2 separate regions of the Homo sapiens genome follow, and region 1 is linked to region 2. A link is an interaction called in ENCODE POLR2A ChIA-PET data of the cell type or tissue named here. Cell type or tissue: MCF 10A. All regions are shown on one strand. Each heading gives the region's core, and the rest is flanking DNA. Links, peaks and the distances in the headings are about the cores only.

Evidence for each region. ChIA-PET counts read pairs that join two places held together with the same protein. Peaks named below come from ENCODE experiments on the same cell type or tissue, not always from the same donor. Only the 100,000 strongest peaks of a DNase experiment are listed, where the experiment ranks them.
Region 1: POLR2A ChIA-PET joins it to region 2 with 18 read pairs; 2 of 35 experiments call an interaction of 5 or more read pairs at or near these places.

Annotation. Positions count from the first base shown.
Region 1 is chr3:188,670,718-188,679,053 of GRCh38, forward strand. All of the region lies in intron 7 of LPP (LIM domain containing preferred translocation partner in lipoma), which reads left to right. Among named protein-coding and RNA genes, the nearest start is that of MIR28, 14 kb to the right of the region's middle. In MCF 10A, for the core only: no CTCF peak of the experiment used is centred there; a DNase peak (open chromatin) is centred at 3,274.
Region 2 is chr3:188,943,374-188,951,709 of GRCh38, forward strand. It overlaps TPRG1-AS1 (TPRG1 antisense RNA 1), which reads right to left and starts at 4,266. Exons shown (of 2, transcript NR_046873.1): 1 at 3,906-4,266. In MCF 10A, for the core only: a CTCF peak has its summit at 4,108; DNase peaks (open chromatin) are centred at 4,368, 4,738, 5,388, 7,678 and 1 weaker place.

The DNA of each region.
Region 1 (8,336 bases), core at 95-8,094, 270 kb before region 2:
CACATTTGAAGATTATACTTATTTCTGGATACAACCTCCTTTGCCTCCAAACTGAAAGGTTGGAAGGATGACGGGAACAAACTCAAGTCAAGGGATTCCAAATGGTCACATCTTATGACCACAGGCTTTATATTTGGAGCGCTACCATGATTAATGTGTCCTCGTTGCCATCCTAAGACTTCCATCATTTTCTTCCATTGTCTTTCTGACTTCAGCTCCGTTGCTACTTCTGGGCAGTTATAGGTTTCTAACCCAATAGGGCAATTTCAGTTTCCCCCGCGTTTTCTACATAAGTTGTCCTTTCTCCACATATTTGTTTATGCAGTTTAAGTCTTGCCAGATTGTTCTCTCTACGTTCTAAAATCTTTCCAATTTTGAAAGTCTTAGATCAAGTACTACGCAGCTGAAAATGGCTCTGCCTCTTTTATGGCATTTAATATCTACCTTGGATTATAGTTATTATAACGACCATAGATACTAAAACTTTGAAAAGAATAACAATTTGAATTCCTTTGTCCTATCCCCATAGGACCTAGCATTGCCTCTTTCAATTAATAAATGTGTAAGGAATAAATTATTTTGGCATATTATCCCTTGTCTTTTAAAAGTTTCACAGGAGTCCCTTTGCAATCAAGTTAAAGGCTATAAAAATTTAACATCTAGTTGTGTTGGCAGAGTTGTCAGCATTTACTTCAGTTTATCAAACTTCAATATTTATTTAAATTGAAACCAATCAGCCATTTTTTTCTATGCAAATCACAAATCTCATTTATTAATGCCTTCCCCTCCCCCTTTCCCTTACTACATCAATAGGAAGATTACATCTTGACATGATAAAAGGAGACAAGCTTTCGTTAATGTTAAGAATCTGCTCCATGGCCCCCTTTGCCCAGAAAGTCATGAATTCTGATAATCAAGGGGCAGTTGCCTATGTTATTTTTTTTTAAGTTTCTAGTTAATTATTTGCTCTTCCTTATTTGCATTTTGAGATGTAACAGTAGAGCAGTTTACCCATTCTCTCCTGAAAACTATGAGTCTGTTTCAGACAAATTACTATACTAGGCACCCACCCTCAGTGGAGGTGCAGGAGACTCTAGGCCCGGAATGGGTGAAATACCAGAAGTTGCATTTGAATATAATATTGACTAATTAGTCAGCCAGAAATGAGAGCTCTAAACATGCTCTTTTTGTGTCATTTACTGCATTTGTGGAGCATCTAATTATAAAGAAAATAAGTATTCTTCATTGGTTGCTAGTAAAGCTGCCACTGAAGGGCAAAAAGACATATAGCAATCATTGTTTAAATAGAAGCGCTTGAAAATTTTCCATTAATTTTCGTGTTTGCATTTTGAATGCTTTCTTGCTCACACTTGAGGTATCAAACTGAACAAGTCTGAACTGACTGCGTAAGAATTTAAGCAAGAACTGGGAGGGGTAGAAATGAGGAAGCTATTTGCATTCCTGGAAGACAAAACTCACGTTTATAATCTTTCTTGATACTAAGGCAGTTTGTTTCCCAAATGCTATTTATGGTGAGCTTTTTGTCTTCAAATGTTTGTTATAAGACTCTTTTTTTTTTTTAATCATCCAGTGCAGAAGTTCATGAAAGAAAGTGAAAGTGCACCCATACCCCCATTCATTTTCCAGAGCTTACCCTGTTTGGTACATTATCTTGTTGGCTCATGTTTTGCTTGGTTTTGTTTATGCAACTTTTTCTTATTAATTTGTTGTTGTCGTTGGATGGAGTTAGGGAGGGTTAAAGGACTGGAGTAAAAATGCTATTTATCTTTACCCCTTCTTCACTTACAGTGTGTGTACGTTGATGGAGGGGGTGGTGGGGATAGAGGGTGATTTTACCTGCTCCATTTTTGTTTCTATTTGCTGCTACCAGCTTGCTTCTTAACCCTGGGCAGAGGCTGCCCTGCAGGCAGGAGCAGAATAAGCTGTCTGTGCCCTTCCTCTTCCTATACCTTTGAAGATTGGTGCCTTTCACTGTTTTCCAATCGCTTGTTCTTTCCATAAGCTCGTTCCCTTCTCTCCACTGCTTTGACAACACCTTTTAGAGTTGCTCCTGGAGCTGCTGCCAAGACAATAGTATGTTTTCTCTTTTAAAGGTCTAAACCCTGGGAGGAGAGGAACTGGAGGAATTGAGTCAATATAATATACGAATCACTTTATATTTTACTATCTATAATTTAGTTTTTGACTTCCATTTCTAAGGAAAAAATTGTTTTCTTTTATTGTTTTTTTTTTTTCTGTTTCCATTCAGCACTCGTGTACTGAGAATCCCCAAGCTATATTAAGTCCCATTTGGGCCATTAATGTGTGTGCAACATGGTCTGTCTGTTCCAGTAGAGAAAAAGGCATATAAATAACTTTCTTATCACTGGTTATATGCTTTGAAGGAGTACAAATTAAACAACCTGTGGAAGTTCAAGTAAAAGAAAGCTTATTTCCAGTCACGAGAAGTTAAATGTGAGCTGGGCAGATTCATAATAGAGAAGTACCGTTTTTTTGTTTGTTTGTTTGTTTTTAACTCTGAGGGCCCTGTGAGCTTGGTCAATTTACATCATCTCATGAATGACATAGGGCCCTATATGTGGAAACAAATAACAACAACAACAAACCACTGTAGAGTCATATCAAAGAAAAATGAAGGTGGTATTCATCCACATCAATATTAAGATAAATTATTAAATATTTATAAAACTCTTTGACAGTGTACAGCCTCTATAATTAATCAATGTAGCACTTTCTCAATACTTCCCCATTTTAATTAGTACCAACATCAATCATAATTAGGCTCATGCTTTGGTCTCTCTGAGACTTTTAAAACATTATGGGTAGGGGGCATTTTTCAGGATTCAGGTATCAGCTAAGAGTTCATTTAGCCAGTAGATCGTGACCATTCTTCCTCTCCCTGAAGCTATGATTCTGGATACTGTGGCTCTTCCTGCTCCTCCAGACATAGAGAAAATGGACAAGTTTCTCCTTCCCCATTTTGAGTGCATGATGTGAAAACTTAGCTTGTCCAGCCAAACTGGAGGAAGGAGAGGCGGGACTTATTGGAGTAACTGAAAAGAGAAAAATTGGAATATGAGCAGTACCAATACTCAGTCTCTTAAGGAAGGGTAGAGTCCCTTTCTTTCTGTCTCTGTAATTTTTTTCTTTTTTGTTTTTTTTTTTTTCAAAGAAGATTGCATAAGATTCTGTCTCTCTAGGAGATGACTGATGAAATATACCCCCTGGGTCATTTGCATCTTACTCCTTTGTAGTGTAGGGAAGAACATTCCAAACCCATTATAAGCACTTACTGTTGTTGGGCATGTCATAACAAACACAATACCTTTCTGGAATATACTGCTGAGCCCTTGGCTTTTTGCTGAATTTGCCTAAAAGCCCTTCTGCCTATTGAGTGGCCACATTCTGAACTAGTTATACTTGGTTAAGTTTTCACACAGTACACTCTGGGATACTAGGGTTGCAACAATTTAAAAAAGAACATAGATGGAAGCTTTATATCTCAAAAGCTCCTACCTTTGACTTCCCTGACAATTTTTCCTTCTCCTGCTCTTCAACTCTATGTTTCCCAACTTTGTTTTTGTAAACACGAAAAGTAAATTTTTTACCATTTTGTGCCTAATTCCTCTTCTTTCTCTCTTCTCTTTTTACTCATCACAGGAATGTCTTAGCTTTCCTTCCTTCTCCAATCTGCCTTGGGTATAGAGTCACGCCTTTAAATCTTTTAGCATACCACAATGTAACTTACATAAGGAAATGTTTAATTTGGGAACCTCAATTGGTTTTGTTAACACTGCTGCACCGAAGCTCTAGCTGAATTCACATAATCTCATGATTTTAGTAAAGGTAACAAAGGAAAACGATTATGTAAGTACCTACTTTTCAACAAACATTGGGCTGGGTTTCTTCTTTACATTTTCTCATTTAATCTTCATAATAACCCTGCTAGATAAGGTTTACCATCTCATTTTGCAATGTGGAATCTGGAGCCCAGAGATATTAAATACCTTGTACGAGAGTAGGTGTGCAAAGCTAAACTTTGAACCTAGGCATCTCTGACTTCAAAGTCTATGCTTTTTCCACCTCATAGAAAGACCATCCAGAAGATCAAGTGTTGGAACCTTCCGAGGCTGTGACATATTTATTACTTCAAAGTTTATTATCACAGGACATGCATGCTGCTTTAGCAACTAGAAGTGTGTGAATGAATATTACTATTGTGTTGCATAAGTCCTTGGCAATATTACTTTTTAGGTGCCATTCTAATCCTGCCCTGTTTGGAATAATTGTGATTACGAGGGCATAGGAGTAATTCAGAAATTTTTTGAAGAAATTTCTCCCACAGCATTAGCCTTAGTTATGAGTATAATACAAAAGAAGAGGACCAGCCCTGCTGGAAGGTAAATGAAAAGATGGAGGAATTGAACGATTACATAACAGCTGTTCAGACTTGTGGTACTGATTAGAGTCATTTGTAGAGATGAAGCAGTGTGTCAAGCCAGTGTGGGCTAGGGTATACTGGGAAGTTCTCACAGACAGAATGAAGTGGGTTGCGGCAAGCCCTGAGGTATGGCAAAATCTGGACAGCTAGCCTGGATCTTCATTTTTCATTAGTTGGCTTCCTTAACTGCTCAACAAGTAGACCAAACAAACAAACCACGCATACACACAAAGCAAAGAAGTAAATAAAGAATGGTGGGGCTAAGACTGTGAATAGCTCCTAGCAAATTAGAGAAATAGCTTCAAGTATATGCCTTCTGGATGATGTATGTTTGTATATGAAGGACAACACATCAAGGGGTGTTGGTAGTAATCTGTGCTAAGCTTAGAAGCCAGTATATCATTGTTCTAGTTCTATTTCTACTGTCGAGTGGCTTTATAGCCTTAGACAAGTCATGTAACCGTTCAGGCCCCAAATGTCCTTCTGGAATTACAGGGATTGAACTGGATGAATAAAAAGTTCTATTTCAACTCCAACATTTAATAATTCTAAAGTTCTTAGTGAGCTCTGATTGCTCATTTGCATTACATAGGCATATATTAACCATTTTAATATGTATCAGAAAAGGTATGTTCTTTTTCCTCAGAAATGTTGAAGCCTGACTTTGTTATAGAAAGCACCCAGGAATCATGTCTTCAGAGTTCCTAATTTTTAGTGTTTTCTTGTACTGCCCCGACTGCTGCAATCCTCTCTCTTACATTGGAATTCTGTTTTAAGTTTTGGTGATTGGAATCCTCTTTTTGATTTAAGAGAAAGAATCCTAGGGGTGAAAGATTACTATACTGGAAATGAAAGATTACTAGTCTCTAAATGAGAATTGGCTTTGGTCTGTAATAGATAAAAAGATTTTTAAGGGAAAAATATTAGAAAAGTGAAAACGTTTTTAAAAAAAATAGGTAGCAGTCACCACCGTATTCTGGTGGAATCGAATTCTTGAAGATTAGATTTGTGTATTCATGGAATAATCTAGACAAAATCCTGCCTTGCACATAGTGGGGAGATACACTAAAATACTGAAACAGCTACATTGTATTCAGGTGAAGCTACATAGATGTAAATAAAGGGCAGCCAGCGGGTACAAGCTGTCAATTAAGTGTTTTCAATAGTCTACTCCGTGTCGCCACATCTTAGGTAATTTAGATAGGTAGAAGACAGGTCATTAGCACTGAAGTTGAGAACACATTTGAACTCCAGAATGGGATTAATGCATCTCCAAAAAACGTGTATTTTCTAACCCTGTGCAAAAATTATATTTGAAAAGATTAAAACAAACAACAGTTTTCTTCGTTCTTTGTTATATGTCTTTGTACTTGAAAAAGGTAAAATTCTGCATTACGTTTTAAACAAATTGTGCCAGGGTAAAGGGTAAAATCTCCATCAACATCTAAAGGTCTTTCTTGTTCAGAAAATGAAGGCCCCTCTCCTGCATTAAAGACCAATGTGGCCTTATAGATCCTTATACAGAGGGAACAAAATGACATTAGACAGACTCTAAGGTGCCCTCAATTATTCCCACGTGGTGGTATTCATGCCTTTGTGTAATTGCCTCCCAATGAGTGTGGGAGGGACCTATGATTTCTAGCCAATAGAAACAGCAAAGGTCACATGTAGTCTTTGATGACTTGTGTGTGATTGTGTTATATAAGACTGTAACATTTGTTCTATGAGGGGACTTTCACCCTTGTAGGCTTTAAAGAAACAGGCTGCCATGTTGTCAGCTGCCACCTGGAGAGGTCCATGTGGTAAAGAGTGAGGGCACCTAGTAGCTGACAAGAAACTGAAGCCATCAGTTTAGCAGCCTGCAAGGAACCGACTGTTGACGACAATCATGCAAACTTGAAAGCAGATCCTTCCCCAGTCAATCCTCAGTTGAGACTGCCACCCCAGCCTAACTTTGCTTGTAGACAATGAGACCCTGAGGCAGAGGACCCATCTAAACCATACCTGCACTTGTGACCCACAGAAACTGTGGGATAATAAATGTATGTTGTTTTACTCTGCCAAGTCTTTATTGTTTTATAGATAGCTAATACAATTATGTTACTTTTAGAATCTAACATTTTCTTCACCTTTCGTTTTCTACATAATAGTTACTAAGTGAATGTGACTTGTTATCCCCATCCTCAAAATCATTAAGGGTCTTTTATTTAATATTTGATTTATCTGTGGCTTTGTGAAATTCATAAATCTGCTCCTCAGTTTCTGGTATCTCTTCAGGAGAGATGCCCTCTTACTCTACTGTATATGGAAGTTGAATAAGATTGAAACTGATAGAGAAATACTTGTTGAATCAAGTTGAATTACATGAAATGGGCTTCTTTAAAAGCTGTTATTAAATCTTCCTGTGGCTGTCCTAGAGATGATATAACAGAACTTCTGCTGGGAAATGGGAGAGGGGGAGGGAAGCGTTCCATGAGCTGCTCTGTCATTTGCATGCCAGTGAAATTAAGTTTGAATTTACATTAAGAGGAGTTTTGAAATTTAGGATCTATCTTACCAAATCACAATTCAGCCTAACAAATGTTATGGAAGTACAACAGGAGCCCGGACTGTCCATTGTCATCTAAATGATGGATGTGTTTAAGGTGTTTACATCAGTGCTGTTTCTCCCACCTACCCTAGGTCTGGGTGGTTGCCTGGGATTGTTTACTCAAAGACAGTAGCTTGACAATTTGGAAATGACAGAGGACGCTGATACTTGAAATCAAACTGTAGCCCTGGAATAGCCCAAACATGGTCCCAGGGTGGTCTTGCTTCTGACTTATGTGGAAACGGCCAAATCTTCAACTACATTCTGTAGCTTTTCTTTATTCACCCAGCCAACTGGAAGATGAGTACCTATCTTGGAAATTTCCCAGAAGCAGCAATTCATACTTTCCTTATAACTCTTAACACATTGCTTTATAGTTTCTGTTCCAATGCCAGCAAAGCCCCTCTTTGAAGACTCAGTTTCCGTCATGCTGCTCTCTTACAACACGCTTTCCTCAATTCTGAATGAATGAGCAGATGAGGATGCTGAAATGTTAGCATAACAAACCAAAGTCTTCTTCTGTTGCGGGACATTACATTTAATGTAGCTTTATACAGCTCAGATTTATTTCTATAGGTTAAGCATTTTGTTAAACTATTCCTAAAACACTTCTGAATGGGTCACCAGAAAGAATATGGAGCAATCAATTCTACTGTAACCTAGCCAGGCAAATATTGACTATTTCCTGATACCAGCATATGTTGTATATTTCTGCCTTACTCTAGTGAGCAGAAAATCTGTGAAGGTTTTTAGGAATTGCCTAAAGACACGCAGTTCTCAAATGGCAGGAAGGAGAGTAAATCCTAGTCTTTCTGATTCCAAACTTTATATTTTTTCCATTAAATGAATACAGCATACTTACATACATACATAAGTAATACATACATTCATACATGTATTCAGCTGTGAACATTTTTTGGGCACCCTCAATGGCCCATTCGCTGTGTTGGATGTGATGAGGGATATGTAGATGAATAAGACCTAGATCTTGCCCTTATAGGGAAAAATAAGATTTAAATAGGTTAAATCCTAGTCTTGTGGGAAGATAGAAAAGATGCACAAAACGAAAGCCAGACTCAAATGAGTAAAGTTAGATTATAAGTCTGCAGATGTAGGTAGGTAACCTGAGCTTTCCAAGAACTGTCTCCTCACTTGAAGAATGGCAGTTAATAATCTCTGCTTTATAGACTGGTTGAGTGGATTGAATGAGAACACATGGGAAGATGCTGGCATTTAATAGGCAACCCATAATAGAAATGTTAACATGTGCTCTGGGGTATCTTC
Region 2 (8,336 bases), core at 287-8,286:
GAGAGAGGACACATCCGGGGAAAGCTGAGACAGTGCTGGTGGAGATTGATGAGTGTGAGGATGATGATTGATAATAGGCAACATTCTTGAGTAATATAATCAAAATGGTAAGATCTAAGGTGTAACACAATACATTCAAAAGGTTTCCTTCAACATAATAGTAGCTGATTTTTATGGAGCACCTACTGTATATCAAGTCTGTGCTAGGCACTTTATATCTTATTCCTTCTTAAAAATAACTACTTCACAGATGAGAAAGCTGAGGCATACAGAAGAAATGTGCTACTATGAAAATATTATGAGATTTAGAATAAGGCAGACTTGGGTTCAAACTGGCTCTACTACTTGCAACTTACACAGCCTTGGGCCAGTTTCTTAGCTGTCCTAAGCCTGGCACAAAATAAATGCTCAGTAATGATGACTATTGTTATTGCAGAAGATCTGGGTTCTTGCCCAAGCTTACACAGCTAATGTACAGTAGAACTGGGATTTAAATCCAGATCTGCTTCTCTAAAACTACCCTCTTTTCAGAGAAATATGAGTTCTCTCTTAAAGAAGTTGTCATCATGTATGGAAAGAGCACTAACATTAAAATGAGAAGGCTTCATCCCTTTCTGCCATTCTCCATCACTTATGTGATGGGCAGCCATCAACAAGTCATTTCCTCTCTCTTTTTCCTCAGTTTTCTCTTTTATAACATGAAGGAGTGGAATTAGGTAACCTCTAGGTTCTGTTTGTTCCAGCCCTGGAATCCTGTCCCCTTGTTCAAAAAACATAGCACTAAATTGCCTTTCCAAGTGGAATGACAAAAGGCAATGACATTCATATTTTAAAGAAGGCCAGGATAGGACAGTTGGCACAGCTTCTATCAGCAGTTTGTCCCAAACCCTTAACAATGGAAACCAATTGGATTTCTTTTCTGTTTCCCAACTTGAGCTGGGAAGGGAGCCAGGCCATAGAAGGCTTTAGAAGACAACAAAATCAGTTGCCTAAACTCATAGCTCTCTCGGGCAAGTTTCTTTGCTTCTCTCTCTCTCTTCCCTTTCATCCTTCTTTTGTTTTTTTTTAGAGAGGGAAGACTAAAACCAGAAGATGGGTAATTAAGATAACTAAGAGATAGAGAGTCACAGGAAGGGTTTTATTTCAGCTCAAGGTTTCATTTTTTTTCTTTCTTTTCTCCCCAGTTCTTTCTGATTTCATTTTCTAAAACTGCAGCACATATATTTGAGGGATCATTAAAGAAGTCCTGCATTCCTGCTCAGTGAATTTTAAACTCTTCTACACCACCCTGGGCTACCTGTTTACTGAAGTTAAAGGTAGGAACAACCTTCTTGGAGAAACCTTTGTCCACGTTTGGATCACTGTGGTGGTCCTCTTGGCCTTGGGGTCAAAGAAGCATTCACTTGCTCATCAAGTCTTTATCGAGCTCCTACTATGGATGTCACTGTGGTAAGCCCTGGGACAAGTAAGAAAGGAAAGGCTCCTGTTCCCATCTCTCATGGAGTTTATAGGCCAACGTAAAAGATGAAACACAAGTAAATACACAAATACAACATCTAGGAGGTGCTACAAAGGAGCTATGAAGCTACCCTAGCTTCTGCTGCCTCATAACTGGCCCCAGAGCAAAATTTCTCCACTCATTATCATCCTGAGACTGTAGCACATCTGCCCTCCATGTCATCAGAGAGACTCACCTGGCCCTGCTGAGCTTGCCCTGGCTCCCTGGGACACCTGGTCTCCTTGCTTAGCTCCCAGTGTGCTTTCTCATTCTGCCCCTGCTCATTCTCCGCCGGCACTATGTTCTCTGAATGCTGGCAAGCTTGCTGTTCTCTAAATCCTCCCTTTCTTTTCCTGCTTTTGGGTCTTTGCTCTTGCTGATCCCTTTATCAGGAACTTCCCTCACCTCTACCTCCACTTGTCCAAATGCTACCAATTCTTCCAGGATCTGTTCATGCTCCTTTACCCTCACTGCAGCCATCCTGAACCCTTCTCCCCACCTTGGGGAGTATCTGCTTGTTCTTCCCTGGTGCTCATGGCATTTGGTTTATTGTGCTAATCAGAGCGCTCATCATCCACTGACTGGTATTACACAGTTACTTGTGTATCTGTCCTAGGCCCTTACCTACTTATCTCCAACCTAAAGGCATGTCTATTATTTCTGCATCTCAAATAGAAGCAGACACAGTTAATGCAAAACCATATTATTGAATAAGTGCTCAGTAATGATGACTATTATGCACTTGAGACTGGAGACCTAGGACAGAGACAGGAGCATATCTGGATTTAAATCCCAGTTCTACTGTATGTTAGCTGTGTAACCCTGGGCAACTTTATTTATTAATAATAAAGTATGTGAGCAATCTTATATCACTGTACAGAGTGCTCATATATGTTATCCAGCTTAATTCCTAGAACAACCCTGTGTGAGAAGAACTACTGAGTGCTGACACTAGTCATAGTGCTAGACTCATAGCTGAATTCAGATTCCAAATTAAGTAGCCTGATTGTAGATACAACCATTCACATGCGAACATTTTGCTTTTTTCCTGGCTCAGCACTGCCAGTACTGCTTCTTTGAGGTACAATTATGCCCATTTTACAGATGAGAAAACTGAGACTTAGAAAGCTTAAATAATTTGTCAGTATTGTAAAACTACCTATCTTTGTTATCAGAGAAACATGACTGTGACCAACCTAGGTATATACAATTTTCCACAGCCATGTGAAAGTTTTATGACTCTTTAACATTTCTGGTTGTCTGCTATGCTCGGTGCATTGGGCTGGCTGGACCTTGTATATGTTGGGAAGAAGGAGGACTTACAAAGACTAAGATACAGTCTTTGCTTCCAAGAGGTAAATAAAAAACAACTAAAATATTCTATCATCCACACCTATTCCCTCTCCCTTCTTTTTTCAGCATGTTACTGGATGCTGCCTCTTTATCCATCTGCCCTGGTGGAGATCTTGAGGTTACAGGAATAGCCAAGAGAGACACAGGCAGAGTTAAGTCCAAAGCAGTCAGCAAAGGTGGGGAGACATAGATGGGTCCAGGTGGTAAGTAGGATTGGCCTTGTTATTGGAAGCTGAATGTAGTTACTGGACTTGGAGATTTCGGTTTCTAGAGAAGACAGCAGCTCTCCATGCCCAGTTTAATACTGTGGATTAGCGTGGGAGTGGCCCCAGACCCACAGGCAGAAAAGGCCAATGGTCAGAGTGGAGATCCTCAGGACACTCCAGGTGTCTGAGGGAACGTAGGTTTATCCCTCTTTATTACTAAGTGGATTGCTGCTCCCCCTTGCAGGCCAAAGCATGAATACTGGACATAGCCCACATCGAGGGTAGAGAACTTGGTTTTGGCTCTCAAGTCGACCACTCATCAGCAGATGACTGTGAGCAAGTCACTTCCTCCCTCCAAGACTCCATTTCTACAGGGATTCCATAAAATGGGCATAAGAATTTTCACTGTGCTCGTATGGACTGGATTAGGCCATCATGTGCATTAACACACTTGGCTGTGAGCACTAGGTGCAGCCAAGATGCTGATGGGAAAGAAAAGTCTAGGTTTTGCCCCCTGCGTCGTTCCTCGTGACAGGATTATGCTGAGGGAGGGCACATTAGATTGACTCACACATACTGAAATGGTCATAGTTATTGAGGTTACCCAGTTTCCAGGCCTGAACTAGTAAACCCAGCAATGAGAATCAGCCAGCATTAGCAAGTTTTCCGTGTGGGAGTGGGGTGGGGGTGGGGACTGGAGGGAGCAGGCGCTGAACCAGGAAAGGAGGAGGATGCTCATCATTGGCTAAAGATCCATGCCTGGAAATTAACGGCGTTAAAGTGAGACTTGCTTCAGGTTCCAACCCGGTAAGGCAAATGGAGAGGCTGTCAGGAGACCAGAAGTTTACCTCAGCTATTGCACCGACGCACCACGTGCTCTGGTGCACATCCACCGCCTCTTCCTGCCTCAGTTTCTCCTTTTGTAAAACAACAGCTTGTAAAGGCCTGGGGATCTTCTCATCCACGGGAGTTTTCTAAGGATGCAGGCGAAAGAGGTAGGAAAAGTACTCTGTCTCTGTCCTGGGTGTTCGGGATCAAGGCCTTTTGAACCAATTCCGGAATCCGCCACCGGGCGGTGGTAGGAGAGAGCCAGAGGATTCGTCAGTAAGTGTGCGTGCGTGACAGAGGGCTTTTAAATAGATCGCTTTGTATCTAGCACGGTAGCACCTGCTTCTAAGCTTCCAACGGCAGCTCGAGCAACGCGATCATTCAGAAGCGGCCGCTTTCCATTCACGTCTATAATTAGCGCGCAGGCTGCAGCTCAGGCTCGAGCTGCAAAGCGGGGCGGCGGCCTTGTGGGCGGGGCCACCACCTCCTAGCCCCGCCCCCTTCGAATTCCACCTTCCCAGCCCTTCCCAGCCAGGAGCCTCCTGCAGCCTCCTCCCCACCCCCACTGTCTGTCCTCGCCCTGGTTCTGGGCTTCGCTCTCGGCGCTCCAGGATTCCTGGACGACAGGGCCCAATCGTACCCTCACTCTGGGATCACTCTTGTGCAGTAAATAAGCACCTTGAAAGATGCATTCCAGGAGGGCAGCTATATTTAGAGTGGCATCCTCCTCTCCTCCCCGCACGCTCCTGCGTCCCGCCCTCTCCCCTCCCCGCCCCGCTCCCCGATGCCCCTCCCAGCCACCTCTCCCTCTTTGTCGCATTACATAGTAATCTGAGATGCACTGGATGTGCTCCAGGGAACAGAATGTACTTGGCAGAGACGCGGGGCTTGATGTCTGCAAAATGTCGGAAACGCAGCCAAGAGCTGCTAACTGGGTCATTAACCTCCAAAAGCAAAGCGAGGACTGTAAGGCCCGCTCTGCCTCCCTTCATCTCGCCAATAAAAGTGCCTCAGTGTGAGGGGGAAGAAAAAGCCCAAGGTTGACTGCTTTGATTTCTAGGCACCAAAGGCAGGCCCGTCCTCTCGTCCTGGCCCAGGCCCCAGCCCCTCCGGGCCAGCCCCTGCGCCACATCAGAGTTTACAAGTGACCTTTGAAAGGCTCAGCAACCCCGCAGGGCCATGCTTGCGCCTCAGCAAAGAAGTTACCCAGCAGCCGTTCCCTACCGCACAGCCTTGGACACATTTTCTTGGGTCCAGGAGGAGTTAAGGGAGTGGGGGTGAGTAGGGGTGAAAGGAGAAGGTTCCAGGTCCTTCACCTACAGTGAAGGGCTCTGCTGTCTCTCCCCTCCTCTGCTTCTCTCCCTCTTTTTCCTCCCCCTCCTCTTTCTTCTTTCTTGTCTTCCTCCTCTCCCTCTTCCACTTCTTTCTGAGAGCAGGCTTTGAGGTAGGTTCATGAATACATGGCCTGGGTCCAGGGGATTTGCATTCAAGCCGCTTGCAGCTCTGTTACTTGCTATGTGACCTTGGGTGAGTCACTCATTTCTCTGCTTTTAAATTCCCTTCTTCTCCATTGTTCACCACAATAACACCTTCCTGACATACATCACAAAACAGTGAGGCCAAATGAGAAAGTCTTTCCCTGACCGCCTTGTCTTTCACCCCTCTGAAAGCCCTGAGGTCCAAAGTGCCTCTGGCCTTGTGTGTACTCCTGGAAAATAGGAATACAAGTGGTCTCACCAGAAAGATTCAAACGTTTGAATGTTTTCAAGGGGATAGCCCCTAAAATCCACCCTCTTCAAGTTTTCTAGCCCTGTGAGGTTGCCAAACAGACACTTCCCCCTAATGCTCCAACCCACTTCTCCAGTGGCTAGAGAGAGAAAGTGACCGGTACAGAAACCAGAAGAGGTTGTGCAGTTCCTCAAATGAGACTCCCTTCCTTGTTGGAGGGAAGACAGTCAGCCTGGTAAGACTAGCAGCAGCCCACGAGATGTGGGTCTGAGCAGTCTCAACAAAAGTCCAGGATGAGGAGAATGGAGATTTGTGCAGCCATGCTGATAAGAGGAGGAAAGCTCGCTCCTGGTGCTCTCTAGGAAATTAGAACCAAGCCCAGCCTGGCATCAGCACCCTTCCTGCCTCATCTCTCGTTGGTCTTACCACTCCTTCCATGGCAGCCACATCAGATGGGTTCTGGCTGGTCGCGGTGCTCCATGGACGCCTCCTGCTTTCCTGCCACTTGGGCCTTGGCTGAGATGTCTTAAAAAATTTTTTAAACTCATCAGAATTTGATGGCCTCTATTTGGCCTATCTCTGCCACACATTCAAATCTTTCACATCCCTCAAAACCCAGCTTCAATGCCATCTCCTCTATTTAGATGTCACTTCTTTCTCTTTCAGTCTCAGTACACCCAGCCAGCCTTGGGTTATGCCATTTTTGTGCTTGCTAGATCCCTCTTATGCCATAGAGATTTCTCTGTGGATACAAACTCTGCTGTTGATCTCAATACTGATGGCTAAGGTATATCATAATACATCATAAATACATCCTGGTTTGCCATCTCAGTTTATGACTTTGTCTTGGTATAATATAAAATGTACCTTATGGCTAAGGTACATCATAAGGTACATCATAATACATCCTGATTTGCCATCTCAGTTTATGACTCTGTCTTGGTATAATTAGTTATTAATAGGTCCCTCCTTCACCTTGAAGTTTTTGGGTTTGGATGATAAATTATACAGTCACCTTACTGAGGGTCTCTATCCAAGTACATGGTACATTAGCAGGGGCTCAGTAAATGTGGCAAAGTACCTTAAAGGGCATTTAAAGGATCTTTTATACCCAGGTCACTGGGGCTCTCAGCCCTACCCTTTTCACTCCTTTTCTGGAGGCAGGCTACCATTTGTTCCTCTTCTCTCAAGGACTGCAGAATGACCTATGACCACTTTCTTTTTGACAAGCCTTTCCAGGATTTCAAAATGCTCTGACCCAACAAGAGAAATCACTTACCACAATCCTACCCCTTCTTCTCAGCCCCTAAACAGTAGAACAGCCACTGGATATTGGAAATAGGTATCAGACACTAGAGAAGGTCAGAACACAGCTGGTGCGATATATCATTTCCAGCCTCAACTGGACTTTTGGCCTTGCCCAATTTCTTTTTTTGTTTGTTTGTTTGTTTGTTTTTGTTTTTGAGATAGAGTCTTGCTCTGTCACCCAGGCTGGAGTGCAGTGGCATGACCTCGGCTCACTGCAACCTCTGCCTCCTGGGTTCAAGTGATTCCCCTGCCTCAGCCTCCCGAGTAGCTGGTACAGGTGCCCACCACCATGCTTGGCTAATTTTTGTATTTTTAGTAGAGATGGGGTTTCACCATGTTGGCCAGGCTGGTCTCGAACTCCTGACCTCAGGTGATCTGCCTGCCTCAACCTCCCAAAGTGCTGGGATTATAGGCATGAGCCACTGCGCCCAGCCAGACTTGCCCAATTTCTTTGACAGTCCAAGTTTTCAGAATTGCCTCTATTTACACAGTTGCCTTAGGAGAGGATCACAACTTGGAAAGCTTGAAGCTTCTTTATTATAAACTATGTAGTTAACATTCTAGGTTCTGTTCAGAGGTCAGAAAAGATAAGGTCTCTTGTGCTTTTTCATCATAATAAAAAACTTACTCAAAAGTCAGCCTGTTGGGGTGAGTGTTTGTTGACTTTTTAAACAAGATATCAAGCATTTGGAAGTAACAGAGGCAATACGCCCAGCCGTGTGAATGGAGCTCTAGCTTCAGCATCAGGAAGCCTGGGTCGACGTCTCCTCCTCTGACTCATTGCTTGCTGAAACATGAATCATATGCCCTTTCTCAGCACTGGGTCTCACTTCCTTCATCTCCCCTATAAAATGGGCGTATTTGCCATTCCTACCACACAGGAGGGGGCTGAGGCTTTCAGAGTCCTTGCTAATTACACACAAAAATATTATTAAAAGTAAAAATAAGCCATAGTGTGATTTTGACGCTCTGAAGAGGCACACGTGGAGGGTATGCGAAGCCATTTTATGACCTTGCTTCGTTTCTGGACATCCCAGTTCACTGAGAACAGGCTCTCAGAACGTGGGAATGGGCAGGAGAATCCATGTTGAGATGGAGATGCGAATGAGTCTGGTCTGTTTACGTGGGAGCAGGAGACCTTTGAGGAGATCACTCGCCAGCAATCAAGAAGAAGAACATGGAGACTGGGATGGAAACCCAAATAAGGCTATTCTGTGGAGGGCTCTGATGCCAAGGCTGGGGTGTTTGGACTCCCTTGAGGGTTATGGGAGATCAGTGGAGGTGACTGAGCAGGAGCATGGCACGACCCACAGTGTGTTTCAGTGAGACACTGTTTCATGGAGGGGCAGAAATGGGAGCTGGGGTCTGTCACCTTGTAAGCAAATGGCAGCTCCCCTCTGTCTGAGCTTCAGTTT